Regions from separate parts of the Homo sapiens genome. Here region 1 is linked to region 2. The links are chromatin loops, found by intact Hi-C in ENCODE. Cell type or tissue: heart left ventricle. All regions are shown on one strand. Links, peaks and the distances in the headings refer to the core of each region. The heading gives the core; the rest is flanking DNA.

What was found. Hi-C counts contacts between places; a loop is a spot of excess contacts. Peaks named below come from ENCODE experiments on the same cell type or tissue, not always from the same donor. Only the 100,000 strongest peaks of a DNase experiment are listed, where the experiment ranks them.
Region 1: a loop joins it to region 2, with 2.5 times the contacts of the local background. A loop is called at or near these places in 7 of 110 quality-filtered maps.

The regions. Positions count from the first base shown.
Region 1 is chr10:22,601,830-22,609,359 of GRCh38, forward strand. PIP4K2A (phosphatidylinositol-5-phosphate 4-kinase type 2 alpha) reads right to left here. Exons shown (of 10, transcript NM_005028.5): 3 at 6,098-6,194. Among named protein-coding and RNA genes, the nearest start is that of PIP4K2A, 110 kb to the right of the region's middle. RefSeq lists an enhancer at 3,264-3,413. In heart left ventricle, for the core only: no CTCF peak of the experiment used is centred there; no DNase peak of the experiment used is centred there.
Region 2 is chr10:22,851,529-22,859,058 of GRCh38, forward strand. It overlaps LOC105376451 (a long non-coding RNA gene), which reads left to right and starts at 2,572. Exons shown (of 3, transcript XR_930749.3): 1 at 2,572-2,690. In heart left ventricle, for the core only: a CTCF peak has its summit at 3,649 (motif pointing left); no DNase peak of the experiment used is centred there; H3K27ac peaks cover 1,369 bases.

The DNA.
Region 1 (7,530 bases), core at 1,331-5,330, 250 kb before region 2:
CTTTCTATCCACCTGTAGCCCCAAACATCCCTCCCTCTGTGACCCGCATCCCTGCTCTCTTAGCTTTCAGGTCCCAGTGCCTCTGTGGCTCTTGTCCTTTGCCACTGGCCACTGAACCTGTGGGTTTACTTCTCTCAATGTCTTTTCAAGCTGCTCCGTGCTTTACATGGTGGGTGACGGAGGCTTGGCTCACTGGGATTTCATGGCCTCCTGATTTCCTTATCTCCCTTCTATGCATTCTATAAATTACAATGCAGTTATCTTTAGAAAATACAGACCTCGGGTGGGTGCAGTGGCTCACATCTGTAATCCCAGTACTTTGGGAGGCTAAGGTGGGTGGATCGCTTGAGCCCAGGAGTTCGAGACCAGCCTGGGCAACATGGCAAAACCCTGTGTCTTCAAAAATTACAAAACTTAGCTGGGCATAGTGGCACATACCTGTAGTCCCAGGTACTCAGGGGGCTGAAGTGGCAGGATCGATTGAGCCCAGGAGTTGGGAGGCTGCAGTGAGCCAAGATTGTGCCACTGTACTCCAGCCTGGGCAACAGAGTGAAACTCTGTCTATAAAAAAAAAAAAAGAAAAGAAAAGAAAAGAAAGAAAGAAAAAGAAAAAAGAAAAGAAAAGAAAATACAGATGTCATGACATTGCCATTCCCCTGAGCAAAACCCACAGGGCTGCTCGCTGGCAGCAGAATCGGCCCAGTGTCCCTGGTGTCTTTGTGTTTCTTGCTATTTTAACATCTTTATCTCCCACTATTCTGCCACCATCCAAATACCTTCACATTTCATGGGCTCTCCTGCCTTCCGCTTGGGCCCAGAGAGTTCACTTCTCTTCAAAGTCCCCATTAGCCCTCACTCTCTTTCACAAGTATTTCTTATTTACTTATTTATTTTTCATGTTTTTAGAGATGGTGTCTCACTGTGTTGCCCAGGCTGGTCTCGAACTCCTGGGCTCAAGAGATCCTCCTGCACTGGCCACCTGAGTAGCTGGGATTACAGGTGTGGCCACTGTCCTGACTGCAAATATTTCTTAAGTGCCTGCTGAGCCCAGCATTGTGCTCAACGGGTGACAGGCAGCCAGCAAACACAAACACTGCTCCTGCCCTCAGGCAGTTTAAAGTCAAAAGTGAGAAATCTACAAGTGAAAGTTTCAGAGGATAGACTTGATATTCTAGAGATAAAGGCAGAATTCCTGCTGCCCCACTTCAAGTTTAGTATACACTGAAGGTCTTAACACTTTAGAATTTTATTTCTAAACTTGAAATAAGAATATCAAAAGTTTAAAATGTTAGCTCTTAAAATTAATTATTTTAAAATTAGAATTCTCTGTTACAAACACAAAGAAGAAAGGGCATCAGATGTCAATAATGAGGGATTCTAATTCAGGAGTCACAGTAGGGGAAAAGCAAACCTGGTATTATCCTCCACAGTGAACAAGAGGCCTCACTTTCAAATGTGTGGTCTATTTAGGTTTAACAGCATCAGCTCCCTCCTGCATAACTTTTTGGTTTCTGGGAGGCAACCCTCTCTGGCAGCTACTAAATGTAACTGAAGCCTCCGTTTGACTTCCCAGGGCTGTTTAATGTTCTTCATGAAAATCTGCACCCCTCTTTCCAGTCTCTCTGGGTATAAACATAAGAGACGATCAAATGAGTATAAGAGACTGGAAAGAGGGGTGCAGATTTTCATGAAGAACATTACAAATCAAGATGCTGGGTTTCTGTAAATCTCGTTAGCATCTAATACAGAATCTGGTATGCAATAGTTTTTAAAGAAAGTGATGCTTCACCCTTTCTTCTCTCTGCATTCCCTAAAACGGCTAGCACAGAGCCTGACATGTGGTAGGTACAAACAAATACTTTGACTGGATAATTATGCATGAAATCCCAGACCTCAGGGTGATCAGGGCTTAAGGGGGCAGTGGTAATGGTAGACACAGGACTGCGGCTATAGTCACAGAACAGGCCTCCCAGGCAGCATTCATCCTGAAACACACCTTTAAAGTATGACGATGGATATCATGCTGGCCAAACAATGATCAGAACCTTGATGACACACTGATTCAACCCTGAGCATATTACAAACCTATCATGCAATTTAAAAATGCCCTAATGAATTGGAAAAAGTTCTGAATCTAGAAGCACTGGTTACACACATGCGCGAGCACACACGCGCGCACGCACACACACACACACACACACACACACAGAGGTTTACATATGTATGTTACATGGTACTGTGGTACTGTTATTAACAATGGATATTCTAGAATTGTTCTTTGAATTTGTCTTTAACAACAAGGAAAAGTCATTTTTAAAAGATATTCCAGAAATCAAAACCAGAGGAAAGATACAAATGTTTACTGAGAAAGCAGGAATGTTTTCATTTTTCATTTCATTATCCTTTTCATTTATCTTAAAAACTTTTTAAGAAGTTTAAATTCACCAGTAGGGGTCAACTGCATAGGTTACTACTTAACCATGCTCTGCTTTAATCAGAGTGGTCTCCACAGACCAATACCTACTTTTTTCAGGTGTAGCAAAAAGGTGGTCACACAAACAAGACAAGTCGGGACCATTTACCCACTTGGCTGAATGGAAAGGTCTGAATACGAGATAAACCAGACGATGGAGCCCCTAACCACCACATTGATTTAGAGCCGCTTGTCCAAAATGCAAGCAGTTTGGAAAAATAAACACAGCAGGCAATGCCTGTTCCCCTTCAGCTATCCAGTGTCCTCCAAAACACTATGAGAGCCTAGGTCACTGATCCTACTTTCCAAGTCAGTTGGGAAAGAGTATTCAAAAAGCAGCTCACATTGATAAGCTCAGAAAGAGAGTTGGTTTTTTTCCGATATACGCAGTCTTCAGCAGCCAGTACCCAGGAGTGACAGAGGCGGCCGGTGGGAGACTCTACTCAGCAAAGGCACATTGGCAAGCTCCAGGAGAGGAAAACAAGGTTGCTTTTAGTCATTTGGCGCCACATGTGCCAAATGATACCTGTTACTTGAACTGGGCATGAGGATTGAACTGTCTGGGCAGTAACAATGTGCCAGGCAGCTGAAGCCCCAGGTCCTGGCCCCTGCCCGCCTGCCGCCTGAATCCCTGCAGTATACAGGGGCCTGCGAGGTGACCCTGGAGCCAGAGCTGTCACAACGACCCTCCTTTCTTCCAAACCAAGTAGCCAAAAGACTGGGATACAGCCCCAGATTTACGATCCTGTTTTCAGCTGGAACTCAGGGTCCCTGACCCTACTGAAGAATTTTAAGAGGTACAGACACTGGGAAAGAAATATACGACTGAGGAGGGAAGAAGAGTATACCTCTGCAGTACTGAAGTGACTCTGAATACACACTTTTTCTTTCTTTTTTTTCTTTTTTTAATAGAAATACAGTTGCCAAAGAGAAAGCAGCAGGCAGAGCTAAGGAAAGGAGGAGTGTTCGAATGATTAATCACACTCACACCACTCTCCCCAACAGGGAGCTCTCATGTGAAGAGTTTAACGGACTTGCCAATTAGTTACTTGTGAATCATCCTCCACTTGCCTAATTTTCTTTCAAAGTTTGTACTCAGCAATTTGTACTGACTTCAATATCAACTTACGTAGTTTTCTTTGTAGGGCGAAAAAAAGGGAAGGAAAACCAGTTCATGTCTTTGCATTTCAGCAACTAAATTGGTCATTTGAGGAAATTTTAAAAACTACTTTTCTCTGCTGCAGTGCAGAACTCAGACCATAATGGGTTCATTTTGGATCTCATTTGACAGAATTGATTATGACAAGAAATAGAAAGACTTCATTTCAATAATGAATTGAGGAATCTAACAAGATAAGATAGATGCATGGGCCCTCAAAAGTCAGTTTCTGTGAAATGCCAGTGGAATTGTTTTATTAAAACAAAACCCAGCCAAACAAAAAAAGGACGTGGAGAGAAGGAGGAACACACTGGTGTTCAGCTTTTCTTAAGGCAGAGGAGATTTTCTTAAGACACTGAAGCTATCTGCTGTTAATTCCTTTAAAAAAAAAAAAAAAGCACCTAGTTCATTTTCAGGTGGCCTCTTTAAATTTAGTAATGGTTCTAAAGTGATACAGAATTATTAATTTTAACTTCAGAGAAATGCTTTTTACTATTCTAATAATTTTCTGTTAAAGTTAATTATTTTTACAGCAGTAAATTTCAAGTCCATAATTGTGATCTAAGTTCTCTCTTAAAAATTAAGCCCCAAGGCCAGGTGCACTGGCTCATGCTCTGGGAGGACGGCTTGAGGCCAGGAGTTTGAGACCAGCCTGGGTAACATAGTGAGACCCCAATCTCTACCAAAAAAAAAAAAAAAATTAGCTGGGCATGGTGGTGCACACCTGTAGTCCTAGCTACTCTGGACGCTGAGGTCGGAGGATCACTTGAGCCCAGCAGTTTGAGGCTGCAGTGAGCTATGATCACACCACTGTACTCCAGCCTGGGCAACAGAGCAAGACCTTGTATCAAGAAAAAAAAAGAAACGCCCTAACAGGAGTGTTGGCTCCCACGCAGTTTTAATAGCAGATGAGCAACCACATCCTTCCTGTCCCACTAGCCAGCCCTCAGCTCTTCTGTGTACACAGAGCCTCAGCTCAGGGTCTGGACCTCCATGTAAACCACAACCCCAGGCCATCATGAGACAATGTCACCGGCAGCCTGGTCAGCGCTGCTTTCTCCAAACATGGCAGCCTCTCTCATGCCTGAGTAAACATATGAAAAATTCCTGGAAATTTTTGGCAATGGTACAGAGAGGGCAGTGGGAGCACAGATCTTTAGGAAAGTGTGCTAACTATCTCAGTTTGCCTGAGGGACCCTATTCTTCAGAGGAAAATACAGGGTAAGCTGTATCAGTACTCAATCTGTAGTCACCCAGGGTGGCAATATGTCACTTAATGCAGGATAAATTCAGATCTTAAATTGAGGGCAGATTAGGACTAGATTTGAAGGGACTTAAGTCAGTATATGCTGAGCATCCTTTATTTGAAATGCCTGCAGCCAGTCGTATTTCAGATTTTTTCAGATTTCAGAATATTTGCAAAGATAATGAGATATCTTGGGGATGGGACCCAAGTCTAAACACGAAATTTATCTATTTCATATACACCTTATACACATAGCCTAAAGGTAATTTTATACAATATTTTAAATAATTGTGTACATGAAACAAAGGCTGTGTTGAGCACTTAACTGTGGAATTTTCCACTTGTGGCATCACGTTGATGATCAGAAAATATTCGATTTGGAAGCATTTTGGATTTCAGATTTTCTGATTGGGATACTCAACCTGTCCCTTGGATTTCCACTTTTAAAAAAAATCCTTAGCATTTACGAATCTGGCTCGCTATATGAAACTTGGGTAACCAATGTCAAATCCTTTCTCAGAAAAAAATGATCATGGCTCAACAGTTATTTAAAGAGTTAAAACAGATGTTTAAAAGTTAGAATGAAGGACCAGGCCAGTGTGGGGAGGAGAGCAGCAGTGCACATTTTTACGTGGTGGGAATCAAGATGAAGAGGAAGATGTACCACAGGACACGCCCAGGATGTTGGGTTCCTGGTGCTGACCACAGTGCTATGGTCACTCCACAGTCCAGCACTGCAGTGCACAAAGGGTGCCCTTTGACAAAAATGCTGCAGCAAGAGTCTGACCAACTTGAAAAGCAGCAAATCAGCAAGATAAAGATTCCTGAGAGTCCTAAGTAGCCTCTACGAAGATACAAAACATGCACACTCACACAGGCTACTGACATGTCTGACAGCAGAAATTAACAGGCAGCTCTGCTAGCCTGTTAATTTCCACCTGGAAATGAGAGTATTATATAAAACCCTCACATGCTCAGTCTCCTTCCAAAGAAAAGTAATATATTTTCCTACTGACTTTTATACCGGTATCATATGTATAGAGGTCCCCAATCAAGAGAACACTTTACTTCAGCATGAACATTAAAAACTTCTTACACAAAATGAAAATTACTATTATATAATACTTTTATTGACAAAAATACAGATCCCAATTGACACAGCAAAAGTCATGGCAAAACCCATTTCCTACTGGAAGCAAATGTTACAAACGCAACTCACCTGGAAATCTTGATCATCAATTCCAAACCTCTCCCGCAGGTTACGGAAGACCATCGGGCAGTATTCCTTAAACTTGAAATGGCTCGGCATGTTTTCTCTGAAACAGTCACAGCGTGGAATAAAGCTCAGAGAGAGTCAATCAGACTTGCATCTGCCACCACTGAGTTCCACAGGTAGCCAAAGAAGGGTTCAGAGTTCACTGCCTACCAAAAGCACAGGTGTGCTTCCTAGAACCAGGTACAACCCGCAGAAAGATCCAGGAGACACAGGGGGCCAGACGGATGTCTGTCTGTCTCCTTTGTCACAGGCACGCTTGGACTATGTGACCTCTTTAAATCCTGGCCACACACTGCAGCCATTCCTCAAAGAACAAGAGGTGGGGAAGGAACGGGCCAGGCAGGGGGAGCAGTGAGGGAAAAGCACAATGGCGGGAGAGTGAGTTAGGAAGAGGCAGCGGAGCAAGGTTCCCTCTCAGCTACTGCTGAGGAAAGGAGGGCCACTCCCTCACCCCCCTAAAAGGCCTGTTTTATATAAATGCCACATTCTAAATTTGCTTAGAGGAAATTCCCTGAAAGTCAGCTTCTAAACACTGTTATGAGAAAAATTAACATCAGCTTCACATAAGGACAATGGCCCCCTGAAGAAATTTCATAATTGGCCTGGCATGGTGGCTTACACCACTCATTTGTAATCCCAGCACTTTGGGAGACTGAGGTGGGAGGATTTCTTGAGGCCAGGAGTTTGAGGCCAGCCTGGGGAACATAGTGAGACCCCTGTCTTTACAAAAAGTTTTTTAAAAAATCAGCTGGGCATGGTAACCTGCACCCGTAGTCCCAGCTATTCAGAAGGCTCAGGAAGGGGGATTGCTTGACCCCAGGAATTTGAGACTGCAGTGAGATATAATTTCACCACTGCACACCAGCCTGAGCAACAGAGCAAGATCCTGTCTCAAAAAAAAATTTCATAATGATCCTCACATGGGAGTGATTTGAGGTTCACCCTAATCATTCAGAATTGTTTCCCTCTTTGTGTTCCCACACAACCAGATAAATTAAATTATACATATGCACACACCCCTCCCTTATCATACTTTGCACACTGAACTATAGCAGTTTGTATATGTGTCAGTTTTTGTACTCTGAGCCCCTTGAGGGCAGGGCCGTGTCTTCTATATCATTGCATCTCTAGCTCTCAATGGACCACCTAACATATAATAGGTGCTTCATAATGACGTCTAAAACAACATTCAAATGAAGGAGGAATGTTATCAATGCCCAACATGGCATCTAATTGTGCCTTATGAAAATGTACCTTGGGTCTTTATTGTTCTAAGATGGAGTCATTGCTGTTCATAAATCATCATTTTCAAAGTTCTGTGTACAAGAGCAGAGGTTCATAACTGCTCAAAAATCCAAGCAATTTACAGCTTCAAA
Region 2 (7,530 bases), core at 2,124-6,123:
AGGATAAAGAATTTTCTCTTTATTCTTAGAGCAATGGAAGCTGTTGAATAGTTTTAGCAGAAGAGCTGCGTTCTCAGAATTATGTTTCTAAAAGATCACTCTGGCTTCTGAGTGGAGGAGAAGGGTAAAGTATGGTTACAGGATGAGTAGTGTGGTGGTCTAAGCTGTGGCAGGAAGAAGCAACTGACATTATACAGGCTGGGACTGATGGTTGCCTGGGTTAGTGTGGAGATGGATTTGAGAGGTATTTAGGAGGTAAAATGAGCAGGACAAGGTGTTAGAATCAATAGTGGGTGAGAGAGACAGGGAGGTTATGGATGATGCCTAGATACCTGGCTTGTAGAACAGGAAAGATGGTAGTATCTTGTGCTGAAATAAGAGAGGTAGAAGAAGAGCATGGATTGGAAGGTGGGAAGATGCGTGATTTAGGTAGGAACTTTTGCTGTGCCTTTGTGATGTCTGCATGGAGATGACAGGTTGACAGGTGGACAGATGGGTCGGAGGCGCCGATGGAATGTCTGGTCTAGAGATATGCATTTGTGAGTCATCTGTGCAAGTTTGTCATTGCTAAGAATGCCTAAGAAAAGCACGTGGAGTGAGGAAAAGTTCTGGCATAACATGGTGGATATTTAATGGCCAGGTTTGTACAAAGGAAATGGGGTAGCCAGAGAGATGAGGGCAAGACAAAAAAGTCCTGCACCACCAGAGCCTGGCAAAGAGTGTTCTGAACAATCCCAGAGTCCTTCTGTTACAGCTTCAATGTTCTTTGTGTTGTAGATGGCAAAGTTTCTGCTGAGTTTGAGGAAGAAGGGGCAGATGCGTGTGTTTGTGTGTGCATGTGGTGTGAGAGTGGCTGTCACCAAAGGAGGGGAGAAGCTCTGTAGAAGTTTTGATGGAAAGTAGGAGAGTGAGTTAATCAAAATATGTAGTAAGAGGGTCCATCTGAGATTCATTTTTTTTTTTTTTTTTGAGACAGGGTCTCACTCTGTTGCCCAGGCTGGAGTGCAGTAGTGCAATCTGGGCTCACTGCAACTAATGCCTCCCAAGTTCAAGCGATTCTCCTGCCTCAGCCTCCTGAGTAGCTGGGATTACAGGCATGCTGCACCAGCATGCCCATCTAATTTTTGTATTTTTAATAGAGACAGGGTTTCACCATGTTGGCCAGGCTGGTCTCAAACTCCTGACCTCAAGTGATCAGCCCACCTCAGCCTCTCAAAGTTCTGGGATTACAGGCATAAGCCACCGCACTCGGCCCTGAGATTCATTTTTATGCATTTACAATAAAGCCAGTCTGCTCCATTGCGTGCCTTTCTTCAGAAGAGTTCAGCTGCTGGGGGTTGGAATGCAAATAGCTGGATTCATTAGGGGTGAGAGTTTGCCAGAAGAGGGAAACAAACAAAAAAAGCTCAAAGGGCAAGGGAATATAGAGTATTGGCAAAAGGGCTATCAACTTGCTGAACCCTTGGCATCTGCCAGATGAGGAGGATGTGCAGACGGGACAAGGTCAAGGCACTGAGAGACTGAGGATGGAGCTGCAAGCCTGAAATCCTGATGGGGCTGAGGAATGGCCTCAGTGGAAGGAGCTGAGTCAGCCAGGGCAAGGGGAAGTAGTGATGCTCAGAGGACATTTGCTTCAGTGACTCTGCAAGTGGGGGACTGGGGAGTGACAGGAAGACCCAATGTGTGTGCACTAGGATGGATGATTTGAGTGGAGTGGAAGAGCTATTGCAGATGAGAACTTGAGGAATCAGAGGCCATTTGGTACAGCGGAACGCCATGTGTTTGTTGAATTTATTGGGCAGGATGGTGGGACTTTGAGTCCACATGCTAAGACTTTGACAAATGGCTGGGAAGGGAGTGACCAGGAATTGGCTAGAAGAAAATAACAGGAAGGAGTGGTTGAGCTGAAAACCACGAAGTCCAAAAAAGCAAGAATTTTTGCAAGAGGGAACAATAGTAGTGGATGCAAGTGGAACAAGGAGCAAAGACGATGGCAGCCCACCTCCATAATAGGGTGCATGTGAGAGAGAAAGGCATTCCCGGGCAATTGGAAGGAGTGTCTTCTGAGAAGAGACAGCTTTCGGCTGACGCAAGATGCATGAAGGAAGCTCAGGAAGAGCAGAGGAGGTGGGAGAGTTTCTCTGATGGCAGAGGGGAAGGGGTTGGGAGGCAACTCGGTGCCTAGAAGTGCAGCATTCTTGTTACAAACACAGACAGGAGAATATGGTAGTCCCCTCTTATCCTCATGAGATGTGTTCCAAGACCCCCATTGGATGCCTGAAACCATGGATGGTACCAGATCCTATAGATATTGTTTTTTCCTATACCTACATACCTATGATACAGTTTAATTGATAAAGTAGGCACAGTAAGAGATTAATAACAGTAACTCATAATAAGATAGAATGATTCTAAAAATATACTGCAGTAAAAGTTGTGGGAATGTGGTCTCTCTCTCCAAATATTTTACTGTTCTGTGCTCACCCTTCTTGTGATGATGTGGGATACCACAATGCCTTTGTGATGAGATGCAGTGAGGTAAATGATACAGACATTGTGACGTAGGGTTGGGCTACTATTGACTTTCTGACGATTAGGAGGACCATCTGCTTCAGGTGAACCTGGATCATCGAACCATAATTGATGGCAGTGACTGAATGTCAGGAGCAGATGCTATTGATGACTAATGGGTGGGTAGTACAATGTGGATCCACTGGACAAAGGGATGATTCATGTCCCAGGTGGGATGGGGCGGGACAATTCAAGATTTTATCACCCTTCTCAGAATGCTACCCAGTTTAAAACTTATAATTTGTTTCTTTCTGGAATTTTCTGTTTAATATTTTTGGACTGTGGTTGACCTCGGGTAACTGAAACCACAAAAAGTAAAGCTGTAGATAAGGGAGGACACTATAACAAACTGTAGACCAGGAAGAAGAAAGATGCCTGAAAAATAATAATGGAATGAAGAAAAATAAATCGTTAGGCAGTAATCCCTACCAATATAAAGTCAAATCAGACCAAGAAGATCAGGCCCTCCAGGAGGCCTCTGACCCCTAAGCAAATGGCTTTCAATTTAGAGCAGAGTTTGTTCAAACTGGGGTTTGAACTCTATTTTTAGACAATTCTCTTAACATGTAACCCCAAATATTTATATTATAGCTAAAAAGATTGTACCCTGGTGAAAAAAATAGCTGAATTTAAATACACATATATACATACATACACACATATTTACACACATACACAATCTTGCCAATTAAAGATGCCAATTTAATCAACTCTTGGCTTTCTCTTCATAATGAACAATCTCGAGCCCTTACTTTTTTGCAGAAGTCCCATTTTCTAATCCTGGTTGACTTTAGGGATAGAATGTTCTCCAAGTTCTCCATGCCCCTTAATTCTAGAACTCAGGAATGGACACCCTGCTCCTAGAAAAGTTTGACTAGTACCATGTATAATGGGAGGGTGATCTCATGGTTCCTCTGGGGACTTGGTTTTACATCCTGGCACTGTTCAGTCTTTAAAAAGCTGCTGTTATGACTGACTCCAGCTTATCTATTTTCATTGCTGGCTCGTTTTAAGACATCCTTCCCTGTAGCCAGTCACATCTTATCTTCTATTTGTATACTTCACTTCCCTCTCCTGGAGGGACTCCTACCCTGCATTTATCTTCAGCAAACTTTAAAAAGCATCCTGACCACTGTTCTAATTTAGTAGGGTTATTTTAAACTTTGCTCTTCACCAGCGGGCTGAGGCTGGTCTTCCCACTCCTCCATTGAAGCAGTGACTAATGTGCTCTGAGTTTCCTTCATGCCAACGCTGTGTTTGGGGATGTCTGTTTGCAAACATTTCAGCCTGAATTTTTCTCTGCTACTCCTGCGGCCTCCCTGTGCTGGGAGCACTTCTGTGGAGGTCAGGCCTTGGTCAGTGTCGATCCTTGTTCCTTTTGGCCTTTATCAGTTAAGAGAATCAGCTGGGTGCAGTGGCTCACACCTATAATCCCAGCACTTTGGGAGGCCAAGGTGGCTGATTCACTTCAGGTCAGGAGTTCAAGACCAGCCTGGCCAACATAGTGAACCCTCGTCCGTACTAAAAATACAAAAATTAGCTGGGCATGGTGGTGTGTGCCTATAGTCCCAACTACTTGGGAGGCTGAGGCAGGAAAATTGCTTGAACCCAGGAGGCAGAGGTTGCAGTGAGCTGAGATCATGCCACTGCACTCCAGCCTGGGCAACAGAGGAAAAAAAAAAAGAGAATAAATTCCCTAATATTTCAAACCTTAGGTCAAACGTCTGTAGATGTTAATGTTGAGGAGGACTATTTCTAAATTAACACACAGACAACAAGAACTTAATCTTTTAGATCCAAAATCAGCACCCGTACTATTATTATTTTTTTGGTTCTTTTATATATTATATATCCCAGAGACTATGTCTGTTTTGTACTGCAAGAGCCGGTGAAATGTCTATCCTTTTTTTTTTTTTTAAATAGACAGGACCTTGTTCTGTTGCCCAGGTTGGAGTGCAGTGGAATGATCACAGGTCACTGCTGCCTTGAACTCCTTGGCCCAGGTGATCCTCCCGCCTCAGCCTCCCAAACAGCTGGGACTGCAGGCATGTGCTGCCATGTCCAGCAAATTTTTAAATTTGGTGTCAAGACAGGGTCTCGCTATGTTGCCCAGGCTGGTCTTGAACTTGTGGCCTCCAGCAATTCTCCTGCCCCAGCCTTTGGAGTAGCTGGTACTACAGGAGCACCATTGCACCTGCCTGGTCGTAATTTTTAACTCAACCATTCCAGAGGGTAAGAGTATCATTAAATAGTGAAAGAAAGAATGAACGCAAAGTCAGAAAATGCAGGAAAGGATGCACAGAGGCAGCTACAAATCCTCCCTCAAGCCAGGACTAATCCCTTCCTGTCCAAGTTCCAATGGCTGATGCTTCATCTTTCTTCCTTTCCTCTGGTCTACATGATTTCTCTGTAAATGTTGTTACAAGCATTTGCATCTAAATCTTGTTTTCTCTATGAAACTACAAACCTGCAGAGGGAAGTTCCTGATGGTTGCTAATCTATCTCTATTTCACTCACAGTATTTTACCTAATGTCTTAAAACAGTCAGTGCTCAATAAAGATTGGTCACAGCGGCTCATGTGTGCCATCTCATCTCAATGCTTTGGGAGGCCAGGCAGGAGAATCGCCTGGGCCCAGGAGAGCCAGACCAGCTTGGGCAAGAGAGTAGGACATTGTTTTTTGAAGGAAAAAAAAAAAAAAAAAATGAGCCAAGCTTGGTACACACCTGTAGTCCCCACTGTGTGGGAGTCTGAGGTGGGAGGATCACTTGAGCCTAGGAGGAGGAGGCTGCAGTGAGCTATGATTGTGCCACTGAACTCCAGCCTGAGTAACAGAGTGAGACCTTGTCTCAAAAAAAAAAAAAAAAGAAAAGAAAAAATTTGGCTGGGTGCAGTGGCTCATGCCTGCAATGCCAGCACTTTGGGAAGGTGGGGTGGGCATATCATTTGAGGTCAGCAGTTTGAGGCCAGTCTGGCCAACATGGTGAAAACCCCCCTCTACTAAAAATACAGAAACTAGCTGGGCGTGGGGGCATACACTTGTAATCCTAGCTACTGGAGAGGCTGAGACAGAAGACTCGCTTGAAACCAGGAGGTGGAGGTTGCAGTGAGCTGAGATTGCACCACTGCACTCCAGCCTGGGCGACAGAGCCAGGCTCCATCTGAAAAAAAAAAAAAAAAAAAAAAAAAAGTTGACTGAGTGAACAATGAAAGAACACATGCAATTTAAGAAAGTTTAGTCCCAAGTTGATTTACTGTTTTGGCAAAGTAATTTAATTTTAATCGAATTCTCTTCTAATTCAAAACTTTAATTGATTTAAATAATAATAAGATGAAAAATAACCAATTTGAAATCTAGAGACACAGACTGGCAAATTGGATAAAGAGTCAAGACCCATCAGTGCGCTGTATTCAGGAATCCCATCTCACGTGCAGAGACACACATAGGCTCAAAATAAAGGGATGGAGGAAGATCTACCAAGCAAATGGAAAACAAAAAAAGGCAGGGGTTGCAATCCTAGTCTCTGATAAAACAGACTTTAAACCAACAAAGATCAAAAGAGGCAAAGAAGGCCATTACATAATGGTAAAGGGATCAATTCAACAAGAAGAGCTAACTATCCTAAATATATATGCACCCAATACAGGAGCACCCAGATTCATAAAGCAAGTCCTGAGTGACCTACAAAGAGACTTAGACTCCCACACAATAATAATGGTAGACTTTAACACCCCACTGTCAACATTAGACAGATCAACGAGACAGAAAGTTAACAAGGATATCCAGGAATTGAACTCAGCTCTGCACCAAGCGGACCTAATAGACATCTACAGAACTCTCCACCCCAAATCAACAGAATATACATTCTTTTCAGCACCACACCACACCTATTCCAAAATTGACCACATAGTTGGAAGTAAAGCACTCCTCAGCAAATGTAAAAGAACACAAATTATAACAAACTGTCTCTCAGACCACAGTGCAATCAAACTAGAACTCAGGACTAAGAAACTCACTCAAAACCACTCAACTACATGGAAACTGAACAACCTGCTCCTGAATGACTACTGGGTACATAACGAAATGAAGGCAGAAATAAAGATGTTCTTTGAAACCAATGAGAACAAAGACAAAACATACCAGAATCTCTGGGACACATTCAAAGCAGTGTGTAGAGGGAAATTTATAGCACTAAATGCCCACAAGAGAAAGCAGGAAAGATCAAAAATTGACACCCTAACGTCACAATTAAAAGAACTAGAGAAGCAAGAGCAAACACATTCAAAAGCTAGCAGAAGGCAAGAAATAACTAAGATCAGAGCAGAACTGAAGGAAATAAAGACACAAGAAACCCTACAAAAAATTAATGAATCCAGGAGCTGGTTTTTTGAAAAGATCAGCAAAATTGATAGACCGCTAGCAAGACTAATAAAGAAGAAAAGAGAGAAGAATCAAATAGATGCAATAAAAAATGATAAAGGGGATATCACCACCGATCCCACAGAAATACAAACTACCATCAGAGAATACTACAAACACCTCTACGCAAATAAACTAGAAAATCTAGAAGAAATGGATAAATTCCTCGACACATAGACTCTCCCAAGACTAAACCAGGAAGAAGTTGAATCTCTGAATAGACCAATAACAGGATCTGAAATTGAGGCAATAATTAATAGCCTGCCAACCAAAAAAAATCCAGGACCAGATGGATTCACAGCCGAATTCTACCAGAGGTATAAGGAGGAGCTGGTACCATTCCTTCTGAAACTATTCCAATCAATAGAAAAAGAGGGAATCCTCCCTAACTCATTTTATGAGGCCAGCATCATCCTGATACCAAAGCCTGGCAGCGACAGCACCAAAAAAGAGAATTTTAGACCAATATCCTTGATGAACACTGATGCAAAAATCCTCAATAAAATACTGGCAAACCGAATCCAGCAGCATATCAAAAAG